Linked DNA regions of Homo sapiens: region 1 is linked to region 2. The links are chromatin contacts, found by Hi-C or POLR2A ChIA-PET in ENCODE. All regions are on one chromosome and are shown on one strand. The core of a region is the stretch at or near the end of the contact, and the rest is flanking DNA. Distances in the headings are between cores, read along the strand shown.

What was found. Hi-C counts contacts between places; a loop is a spot of excess contacts on that map. ChIA-PET counts read pairs that join two places held with the same protein, here RNA polymerase II (POLR2A). Pooled maps may share reads with other maps.
Region 1: a map of GM12878 shows a loop between it and region 2 (3-fold over the local background). The contact joins two enhancer-like sites. A Hi-C loop is called at or near these places in 1 of 168 maps with a recorded cell type or tissue (GM12878), 5 of 37 single-sample maps with no recorded cell type and 5 of 50 pooled maps. POLR2A ChIA-PET finds 5 or more read pairs at or near these places in 2 of 52 experiments (OCI-LY7 and activated CD8-positive, alpha-beta memory T cell).

The regions. Positions count from the first base shown.
Region 1 is chr5:68,272,454-68,277,757 of GRCh38, forward strand. It overlaps PIK3R1 (phosphoinositide-3-kinase regulatory subunit 1), which reads left to right. Exons shown (of 16, transcript NM_181523.3): 3 at 937-1,029; 4 at 1,486-1,560. Among named protein-coding and RNA genes, the nearest start is that of PIK3R1, 59 kb to the left of the region's middle. RefSeq lists an enhancer at 2,709-2,758. Within about 2 kb of position 1,474, at least 5 of the 41 ENCODE cell types and tissues checked have a DNase peak (open chromatin) inside an H3K27ac peak, as active enhancers do.
Region 2 is chr5:68,139,834-68,145,520 of GRCh38, forward strand. No RefSeq gene overlaps it. Among named protein-coding and RNA genes, the nearest start is that of LINC02219, 47 kb to the right of the region's middle. Within about 2 kb of position 1,783, at least 2 of the 41 ENCODE cell types and tissues checked have a DNase peak (open chromatin) inside an H3K27ac peak, as active enhancers do.

The DNA of each region.
Region 1 (5,304 bases), core at 224-2,723, 130 kb after region 2:
TTACCTTTATTTTGCAGTTTCACAAATTTAAGATGAATATATTTAGCTCCCTCTTCTGGCATAATTTGAGAATTTTTTTGCTTACAATGGTCTTATTTATTTTTTTTGGACTGAGAATAAGGTTATCAATGTAATGTTGAAGAATGTTATTTATGAGTGTCATCCAGTTAGATTTTTTGGTATCATTGTAAATGGTTAAAACGCATGCAAAAAGTTTACGAAAACACCACATTTTAAAAACTACTAATTGACCAAAAAATACATAAACAAAGGCTTTGACAAAGTTATACAGAAATTTATTTTGATATCAAGTGGGCAGTGATCATTCATATTGGCTTCTGGATCTGAGACTCAGCCCATACCTGGCATTTGTGAGGCTTGGGGCAAGAATGCAAAAAGAGGCCCAAGTACCCTGTGCCTAAGTATTTTTGTTATAAATCATGTCAACTGTTCAATAAAATCTGTCCCATCCTTTCTAGGCAGTTATTTCTTCCTAATGACCAGGAGGAGAGATCTGAATTCAGGTTCTTGGGCTCCTGAGAGTTCTGCCCTAGAGTGTGGTATTATGGGGAGAGCTGGATCCTGGTTCATCCCTGGCTTCTCCCTGCACATCCAAACTCCCATCCATCCTGCCACTCCCCCCACCTTTGGGGCCCAGGGGTGTACCTAGACAGGGGGGTTTGTCCTGGGGAGGGTGGACCTGGGGGAAAGGCCATAAGAGGCCATTTAGCAGGAAATCCTGGAGCATTACTCTGAGTAGACCCTAGGTGAGAAGCAGTGGGCATATCACTTTGGCCTGGAAAGTGCAAAAGCCCAGAGCAGGGGTTCTTCTTGCTCGGGCCTGATGTAATTAAATTATTTTGTACGTCCTTCATTGTGGTCTAATGCATTCAACTATCCAAATTAAATACAATGGTGGGATTTTGTTGTTTGCAGCTTTGACTCTCCCGGATCTTGCAGAGCAGTTTGCCCCTCCTGACATTGCCCCGCCTCTTCTTATCAAGCTCGTGGAAGCCATTGAAAAGAAAGGTAACCAGACTGCTAGAGGGCATCAGTTCCTTTGTTCTACCCTTATTTCATGGCTCTTATTATTTGTCTCTTGTGCATTCATTAAGTAAATTTCCTACTACCAGCTATGTCCAGATACTCTGCTGGACACTCAAACTGTTTGGGGCTAAGTACTGGGAAAAATGTCTCAGTCTATAATTTCTAACTCTAGATTATCATGTAGTTTCCATATGGAAACTATTAAATTCTTCATAATTTAATAAATATGATTAACTTTCTTCTTAGAGGCCAGATGGTTTTGCCAAAATTATCAACATGCCAGGTAAGATTAATAGTAGGAGTTGACTTCCAAGAATATTTGGTACACATCTAGAACAGATACTGGATGGAAACTGGAATGTCTCTGGCAGCAGCCTCACAGGTTCTCCAGAGAGCTGTGTTTTGCATACATGGTCTGTGGTCTGTTTTGTGTCCTAGGTCTGGAATGTTCAACTCTATACAGAACACAGAGCTCCAGCAACCTGGCAGAATTACGACAGCTTCTTGATTGTGGTGAGTGTCACAGAGCTAGAAATGCAAATGGGAAAGACAGGTCTTGGCTTTCTGTTTCAGGTAATGCACACACACAAAATTGAATTTAATCTATGCAGTGTTCTAAATTTAAAGGGAACTCAAATCATGTACAGTTCTCCCTGCCCTGTTATGGTAACAGTGCAAACCTTTGAAATTTTTCTCCTGAGTTGGGCTGCAAGTGTGTGCACGCCTCCCTGCAGGCATGTTGGTCATCATCATAGCCATCAGGCCCTGGGTCCTGCAGAGGAGAGAAACCACCTCTTGGTGTTTCTCTCGCTCTGTGTATCTACCATCTTTCCTTGACCCTGAATTTGGCTACATCTAATTCATCTGAATCAATTAAAAAATATTTTTAAGCCTATGTCACTTAAGAAATGTCTCTTCTGACATCCTTTTTCTTTTATTACCTTTCCCTTCCATTTTCCTTTTCCGTTTCCCTTTCTTTCTGGCTTGCCTTCTTTCTTTTTTTGTGTTGAGTGCATTAAGTAACATCACGATATTGTTATGTTCAGTGGTGTGCTGATAAACCAACTCTCTAGGAAGAAAAAGGCCCTGGTTTGTAGCATCTGCCCATTTTTGTGGCATGAATATTCCCACCGGGGCTTATTTCAAGCTAACCAACATGATGTCACTGGATGTGGAATTGGGAAGAATTGAGGACAGTTTGTTAAATAACACTAATTAATTTAGCCAAGAGGGCTTTAGTACCCCAAACACCCACTCCCTCCTTTGGCATAGATGAAAAACTACAAATCAATTTACTTGCCAGCATTCCAGCAAGTCATCTTCTTATAAATCTTTCAAGATCCTTCATTCCCTCATAACGCTTAAAAAAATTATATACTGCCTCACATCATTTTAACTGAAATTAGGTGTTTAAGCCAAAAAGAGTGAAACTCAGTTTTGGACTCCGTCAGAGGTATAATTGTACAAAGAATGCCCACATGACAGTAAATGAGAATTTGAAGCATGAGGCAGTTTCAAAATGAGGCAACTTCTGAGACTTTTAGAAAAGAGGTTTTTTTGGAGAAAAGGAGGAGACTAGACCTTTATCAGTATCAGTAAATTCTTACACTTGAAATGTTCTGACCAGATGTTTCAAAAGTTAAAAAAATGTTTAACTCCATTTTTCCTTTGTACATGGAAATCAGTTGCATGCGAACAGAGCATATCCTCTTTGCTGCTCTGCCTCCTGCACTTCCCACAGAGCAGGTCATTAGAAGTTAACATGCAGAACACTCAAGGTGAAAAGGCTTGTTTTTCGGTGTTTCTGACAGCTTTATCAGGGCTTTAAGGAAACGCTGAATTTTGTCCTTAGCCAATTGAAATGAAGACACATGTTTGGGTCAGAAAATTGGTCAAATTATGAACACGTTTAGTCACAGGAAGAGTTTAGACATCAGAGCCCGATGAAGTGGAAGTTATTTGAGAAATAGTGGTTAGGTTTATAATGTGATCAACACAAAATGATGCAGTTTAGTTATTTAAAAAAAAAAAAAAACTCTTCACACCACTCGTGAGATAGAGTCAACAACCAAGATTCACGTCAATGGTACATTTTGACCAACAGGTTTCCTTCCCCAGTGAGATCAAAACACATAGAAAACTGGTTTCATTTGGAGTCTGTGCTAAAAAAAAGTGAAATTTGTGCCCCACCCCAAAAAATATAAATAAATAAATGATGTCCAAACTTGGGAGTGGATCTGCCAGATCTGTTTCCAACTCAAAGATTTTTCAATACATAAAAACATTGTATAATATCCTGGAGGAAGCTCCAAAATAGTCACTTACACCTAAAAAAAAAAATTATGGCTTTTAACTAACCTTGTGAATTACCAGTCTTTGAAAAGGACAGACATGGCAGACAATAGCCCACTTTTATTAGCACCTGTTATGCTAGTTCATCCATACATTAACTTTGTGATGTATGTCCTAGTAACTTTAACTCACCAGAAAAGAAAGCTGACCCTCAGGTAAATAATTTCTTTCACATTTTTCAGTGCCTTAGTGGCTAATTTTTCTGACTCCAAAAGTCCTTGATTTTTTTCTCTTTTTTAATTTTGCCCTAAAATGAATTGTTTCTTTGTCTCATGCAAGTTTTAATGATTCAGATTTTCACCTGACAGTTTTTGGTTTCATTTAACCTAATTCAGGCTTTCTTAGCCTTGGTACTATTGACATTTTAGGCTGGATAATTCTTTGCTGGAAGAGTGGGAGCTTGTCCCGTGCATTGTGGGAAGCTTAGCCACATCCCTAACCTCTACCCATGAGGTGCCAGCAGCATTCTCCCCCAGTTGTGACAATCAGAAATGTCTCCAGACATTGCCAGATGGCTCATGGCAGAGGGCAGGATCCCACTCCCACTGGGAACCACTAACCTAGGGAGAGACCTAAGGAAGAGGAGACTCCATTCCAGGGGGAGGGAGGGAGGAGTGAAGGGTTGGAGAGTTTACTGGGTACCTGTCATGAGTAGACTCAGTGAAAAGTGAGGTAGGAGAGAATGCAAACACCTCCAACCCAGACCTAAAGATTATGTAGCTCTTCAAAAGTCATCGCATGACAGGTAGGAATAGCTAATGGAAGAGCACGTTAGGCCAGTTTCAATGCAGAAAAGGATTCTTAGAGAGCAGAAGTCAGATAAATAGAACAGACTTTGTCACTAGCTCTAGTAGAATTTGACATAAGGTAAGGTTACCCAAAGACCTGCATAGGATAATTTTATTCATATACTATGAAAGTTCTTTTGATATACCTCATGTGTTGGAAAAGGGCTTTGATGAATTAACTTCACTTGTGGATTGAGCCTTCTAGTTCAATCCACAAACATTTAACACGTTGTATGTGCTGGACACTGAGGGATGCCAGAAGAGCAGGTGACAGCCACAGTCCCTGCCCTTGACGTACCTCGGTCTAGTAGGGAAACACATAATCCCACACTATGATTATACTCCTTGGGAAGTGTCTTGTTAGAGGGGTGGCTCATTAGCACTGCAGAAGCACAGAGGGAAACCCTGCCTGAGGGAGGGATGTGTGCATATTTATTATCTTAACGTTTATACTGCATCACCAAATGTTTTATCACATATTTTAGGATAAGCAAATTCGGTAATATTAATTTTCCGGGCAGAGAGACATTAGATGAAACATGCGGGGCAAAGTGTATGGGAAACCAGAAGCACGGCCAAGAGTGGTGACCATAGAGAATTCCTATAGCAGCACACACACAATTTTATTTGACAGTATTTAATTATGCTCACAATTGCATTACCTTCAACGTAGATCCTTTATGCAGAGGATCTACTACAGTGGTATTGCCCCTCCCACACTTGTTAAACATGTGATATGTCTCTGGTTGGTTGTTTGTAGGACATTTAAGTGATTTAACACTTCGCCTCTTCACCTTTTAAATTTAATAATTCTTTTCCTCAAGTTGACCTATCCATATCCTATTCCAGACCTACTTTTCTTAGAGCTGTGTGGTTGTGTGACTCACTTTCGGAACGTCGGCCTACCTAGTGGGGCAAGTTTGGTTTATGATGATATGTCCAAGGAATTTTTGTAGTCTTAGGCTCAACCTAGAATGATTTGTACTGTCATATTCCATTCAAGGTTATCTAGGATACTACCTTCTCCCACTCATTTATACTCAAACACTTTGCAGTAAACTTTCATACTTCCTCATTCTCTCCTAGGCCACAGCCCAATGCAGTCAATCACCGAGTT
Region 2 (5,687 bases), core at 533-3,032:
TTAACCCTATCATTTTGCAAATGGGAAACAGAGGACTAGACGTGTTGTGACTTGTGATGTCTGTCAGAACACCTTCTGAGTAATTAAGGGTTGAACTGAATCAGGAGGTTGAAGACAAGATCAATTCAATGAACTGCCCACGACTACAAGGCTAAGCCATGCTCACTCAGCCTGGACCAGGTCTCCTTGTATTCTTGGTCATTTATTCCTTCATTTAGCAGTTTGCTTGCTTAAGATACCAGTGGTTGGGAGCATATGCTGCTTATCAGGCACTCTGATAAACAAGTTTATTTGGATTATCTCACTTAATCATCACCACAACTCAGTGAAGCAAGCAACATTATTATTCTAATTTAACATGGGAGGACATTGATTCTTAGAAGGATTAGGTAACTTGACCAAGGTCAAAATTAAATAGCAGAGTCAGCAGTAAACCCAGGTGCATCGACCCTATCCAGAGCTCTGAATTCTTGCAGTATTTCATAAAGAGATGGAGGGTAAGCTATTATCACATAAATTTTTTTCCTGAAGAATTGAGATCTTCAACAATATTCAAACAATACTGTTAAAATATTGTTTTAACAATATTAAAACAATGTCAGCAGTCTCCCCCGTAGCCCACAGAAAGTGGGAAAACCGCAGCCAGATTCAGGTTCTCACAGCCCTCCACTCTGAGCTCTTCCCTCATGCCTTGGGCTACAGGTCCACATTTTTTATATCAAGATCTTAAATGCCTCACCCAGGCAAAGTAGCTTCCATGGACAGCCTCCGCTTTCACCCCTAAGACAATCTGAAATCATCCCCAGCTGATAATGATAAGTCCTTCCAAAAGGTCCAACCTCACCACACAACAATGAAAAAAAAATTGATCTTTTACTGAAGACTCTGAAGAAAACCAGAGAATCATCCTCCACAGAGTAGAACTCATCACAATATCATGAAACATTTTGATTCTTTCCTGACGGATTTCTCCTGCTTCTAGCTGATTCTTCTATTTTTTTCCCTTGCATATGTCTACCAACCTTTTCTAGTGGAGCAGTTCAACTCTGGCCTTGCCCAAAACCCCTTCAACTCCCCCACCAGCAACATGAAAGCCTAGTGGTTAGCTAAACAGTACTAAGCCTGTCTCCAGAGATTCAGTTCCTGTCACTACAAAAGCCTTACCTGGTCAACCCTTAAATCCACTGTTGTTGCACCAACAACCACTCTACATGTCTCACCCCTTTTCTAACCTCCTTTCTCTCTTCATGTTCTCCTCAAGGAAGAGGAAAAGGGGTCAAGGAAGTGATTCTGAACAAGAAATTCTTACAGCATCTCTTCCCCCACCATACTCTGCCCCTGCACACATGTACACACATACACACATGCAAACACACACACACACTTTCACTCCAGAGATATCTAGCCTTCAGAGAAATTTAAAGATGTTTCTCCTGCTAAGCACTTTTTTCAGTTGCCTGATCACAAATAAACTAGATTTTAATGTTAAAAACTAGAAAATGAAACAAAGCAAGAAAAATAATACCCTACATTCCAGAAACTGAAAAATTCTTGTAACAAAGAATAAGTCAAATCAGAAACTGAAAAATGCAGATAATAAAACACAACATAGCAGAATCTATGGAATATAATTAAAGCAATGCTGAGAGGAAATTTTATATTTATGTAGTTAAAAGGAAAAGTTTAGACAAAACAAATTTAACAGAGTTTATTTTAGCATTAAATGATTCATGAATCAGGAACACTCAAAACCGGAAGAGGTTGAGACAGCTCCACTGAACCTGCATGAGCTGCAGGCCTTTATAGGCTGAATTGAGAAGCAAAATAATCAAATTACTTGATTGGTTATAGCTCGGTATTTGTCTTATTTGGGTCTGATCCAGTGGAAAGTCCCTACTTAGAGGTCGGTTGGCAGTTTCTGACTGGTTAAGTGTAACTAGTGTAACTTTCATTTTACTATGTACATGGGATTGGGTTTTGGTTTGTCTACATAGGAACCCCAGGCGCTGGCACCATCTCAGCCTAATGGCCTCCCAATTAATTGTTTTAACAATATTAATAAATAAGAAAGAAGTAAGTACATAATTCAAAAATTTAGAAAATGAACTATCAAAGAAACCCAAGGAAAGACTAAGTGAAAATAAAAGCATGAGTCAATTAATTATAAAACCAAAAGTATTATAAAATCAATAAATAAAGCCAAGAACAAGAAAAACAATAAAAGAGAGCCCATTAGCTAGTCTTTTTTTTTTTTTTTTTTTTTTTTTTTTTTTTTTCTGAGACAGCCCCATTAGCTAATCTTATCAAAAGCAAAATAGGGGCTGGGTACCATGGCTTACACCTGTAATCCCAGCACTTTGGGAGGCCAAGGCAGGAGGATCACCTGAGGTCAGGTGTTTGAGACCAGCCTGGACAATATGGTGAAACTCTGTCTCTACTAAAAATACAAAAATTAACTGGGCATGTTGGTGGGTACCTATAATCTCAGCTACTTGGGAGGCTGAGGTGGGAGAATCGCTTGAACCTGGGAGGCAGATGTTGCAGTGAGCCAAGATTGTACCACTGCACTCCAGCCTGGGTGACAGTGAGATTCAGACTCAAAAAAAAAAAAAGTCCTAGCCAGAGCAATCAGACAAGAGAAAGAAAGGAAAAGAAGTCAAATTATCTCTCTTTGTGGAGGTTATGGTTCTATATCTAGAAAACTCTGAAAACTCTGTCAAAAGGCTTCTGGAACTGATAAATGACTTCAGTAAAGTTTTAGGATACAAAGTCAATGAGCAAAAATCAGTACTATTTCTAAACACCAATAACACTCAAGCTGAGGGCCAAAAAAAAAACATAATTCCATTTTCAATAGCCACACACAAAAAAATAATACCTCAGAACATATCTAACCAAGGAGATTAAAGATTTCCACATGGAGAACTGCAAAACACTGCTGAAAGAAATCATAAATGACATAAACAAATGGATAAATACTCCATGTTCGTGGTTTGGAAGAATCAATATCATTACAATAGTTATACAGCAATCTACAGATTCAATGCTATTCCTATCAAGCTAACAAAGTCATTCTTCACAGAACTAGAAAACACTATTCTAAAATCCATATGAAACCAAAAAAAGAGCCCAAATAGCCAACACAATCCCAAGCAAAAAGAACAAAGCTGGAGGCATCGTGCTACCTGACTTCAAACTATACTACTGGGCTACAGTAACCAAAACAGCATGGTACTGGTATAAAAACAGACACAGAGACCGATGGAACAGAATGGAGAACTCAGAAAGAAAGCGGCATACCTACAGCCATCTGATCTTCAACAAAGGCAACAAAAATAAGCAGTGGGGAAAGGACTCCCCATTCAATAAATGGTGCTAGGACAGTGACTAACCATATACAGAAGAATGAAATCAAACTTCTACATTTTACCATACACAAAAATTAACTCAAGATAGATTAAAGATTTAAATGTAAGATCTCAAACTATAAGAATCCTTGAAGAAAACCTAGAAAACACCATTCTGGACATTGGCCTTGGGAAAGAATTTATGACTAACTCCTCAAAAGCAATTGCAGCAAAAACAAAAATTGACAAGTGGGACCCAATTAAACTAAAAAGCTCCTCCACAGCAAAGTAAACTATCAACAGAGTGAGCAGAAAACCTACAGAATGGGAGAAAATATTTGTAAACTAAGCATCGGACCAAGTCCTAATATCCAGAATCTATAAGGAACTTAAACAATTGAATAAGCAAAAAATGAATAACCCCATTAAAAAATGGGCAAATGTCTGCTATAAAGACACATGCACACCTATGTTTATTGCCACACTATTCACAATAGCAAAGACTTGGAACTAACCCAAATGCCCATCAATGATAGACTGGATAAAGAAAATGTGGCACATATACACCATGGAATACTATGCAGCCATAAAAAAGAATTAGTTCATGTCCTTTGCAGGGACATGGATGAAGCTGGAAACCATCATTCTCAGCAAACTAACACAAGAACAGAAAACCAAACACCGCATGTTCTCACTCATAAGTGGGAGTTGAACAATGAGAACACATGCATACAGGGAAGGGAACATCACACACCCGGGCCTGTCGGGGGGTGGGGGGCTAGGGGAGGCATAGCATTAGGAGAAATACCTAACATAGGTGACAGATTGATGCGTGCAGCAAACCACCATGGCACATGTATACCTATGTAACAAACCTGCACGTTCTGCACATGTACCCCAGAACTTAAAGTATAATAATAGGAAATAAAAAATAAATAAATAAAATGGGCAAACGACATGAACAGACACTTCTCAAAGGAAGACATAGAAACGGCCAGGTGCAGTGGCTCACACCTGTAATCCCAGCACTTTGGGAGGCCAAGGCAGGTAGATCACCTGAGGTCAGGAGTTTGAGACCAGCCTGGCCACGATGGTGAAACCCTGTCTCTACTAAAAACACAAAAATTAGCCAGGTATGGTGGCAAGTGCCTGTAGTCCCAGCTACTTGGAAGGCTGAGGGAGGAGAATTGCTTGAACCAGGGAAGTGGAGGTTGCAGTGAGCCAAGATTGTGCCATTGCACTCCAGCCTGGGCGACAGAGCGAGACTCTGTCTAAAACAAAAAGAAGAAGAAGAAGACATAGAAGCAGCTAACAAACATATGAAAAAATGCTCAACATCACTAATCATCAGAGAAATGCAAATCAAAACCACAATGAGATACCATCTCACACCATTCAGAATGACTTAATAAAAAGTCAAGAAACAGCAGATGTTGGTGAGTCTGTGGAGAAAAGGGAATGTTTATACACTGTTGGTGGGAATGTAACTTAGTTCATCCACTTGAAAAGCAGTTTGGAGATTTCTCAAAGAACTGAAAACAGAACCACCATTTGACACAGCAATTCCTTTACTGGGTATATATCCAAAGGAAAATAAATTGTTCTACCAAAAAGACATATGCACTCATATGTTCATCACAGCACTATTCACAATAGCAAAGATGTGGCTCAATCTAGGTGCCTATCAATGGTGGATTAAAGAAAATGTGATACATATACACCACGGAATACTATGCAGTCATAAAAAAGAACTAACGCATGTTCTTTGCAGCAACATGGATGCAGCTACAGGCCATTATCCTGAGTGAATTAACTCAGCAACAGAAAACCAAATACTGCATGTTCTCACTTATAAGCTGAGAGCTAAACATTGGATACTCATGGACGTAGACAGGGACAATAGAAACTGGGGACTACTAAAGGTACAGGGTGGGGACAAAAGTTGAAAAACTGACTACTGGGTACAATGCTTGGTACCTGGGTAACGGTATGATTCATACCCCAACCTCAGCATTACACACTATATCCAGGTAACAAACCTGGACATGCACCCCCTGAATCAAAAATAAAAGTTGAAAAAATAAAATAAAAATAAAGAACAAAATTAAGCAAGCAAAAATATATTCAAGAACAAATGAATGAAAAATAATCACACTACAAAGGCAATACAAAAAATAATAAACTCAGCCCCAGATAAGTAGAAATAAAAATCTGGATAAAATGTGTCATTTTTTAGAATTGACTCCCAAAGAAAGGGGAAAAAATCAAATAGGCTAATTTGTAAAAGAGAAATAGGAATACATGTGAGCTACTCCCTAAAAACATCCTTTGGCCGGGCAC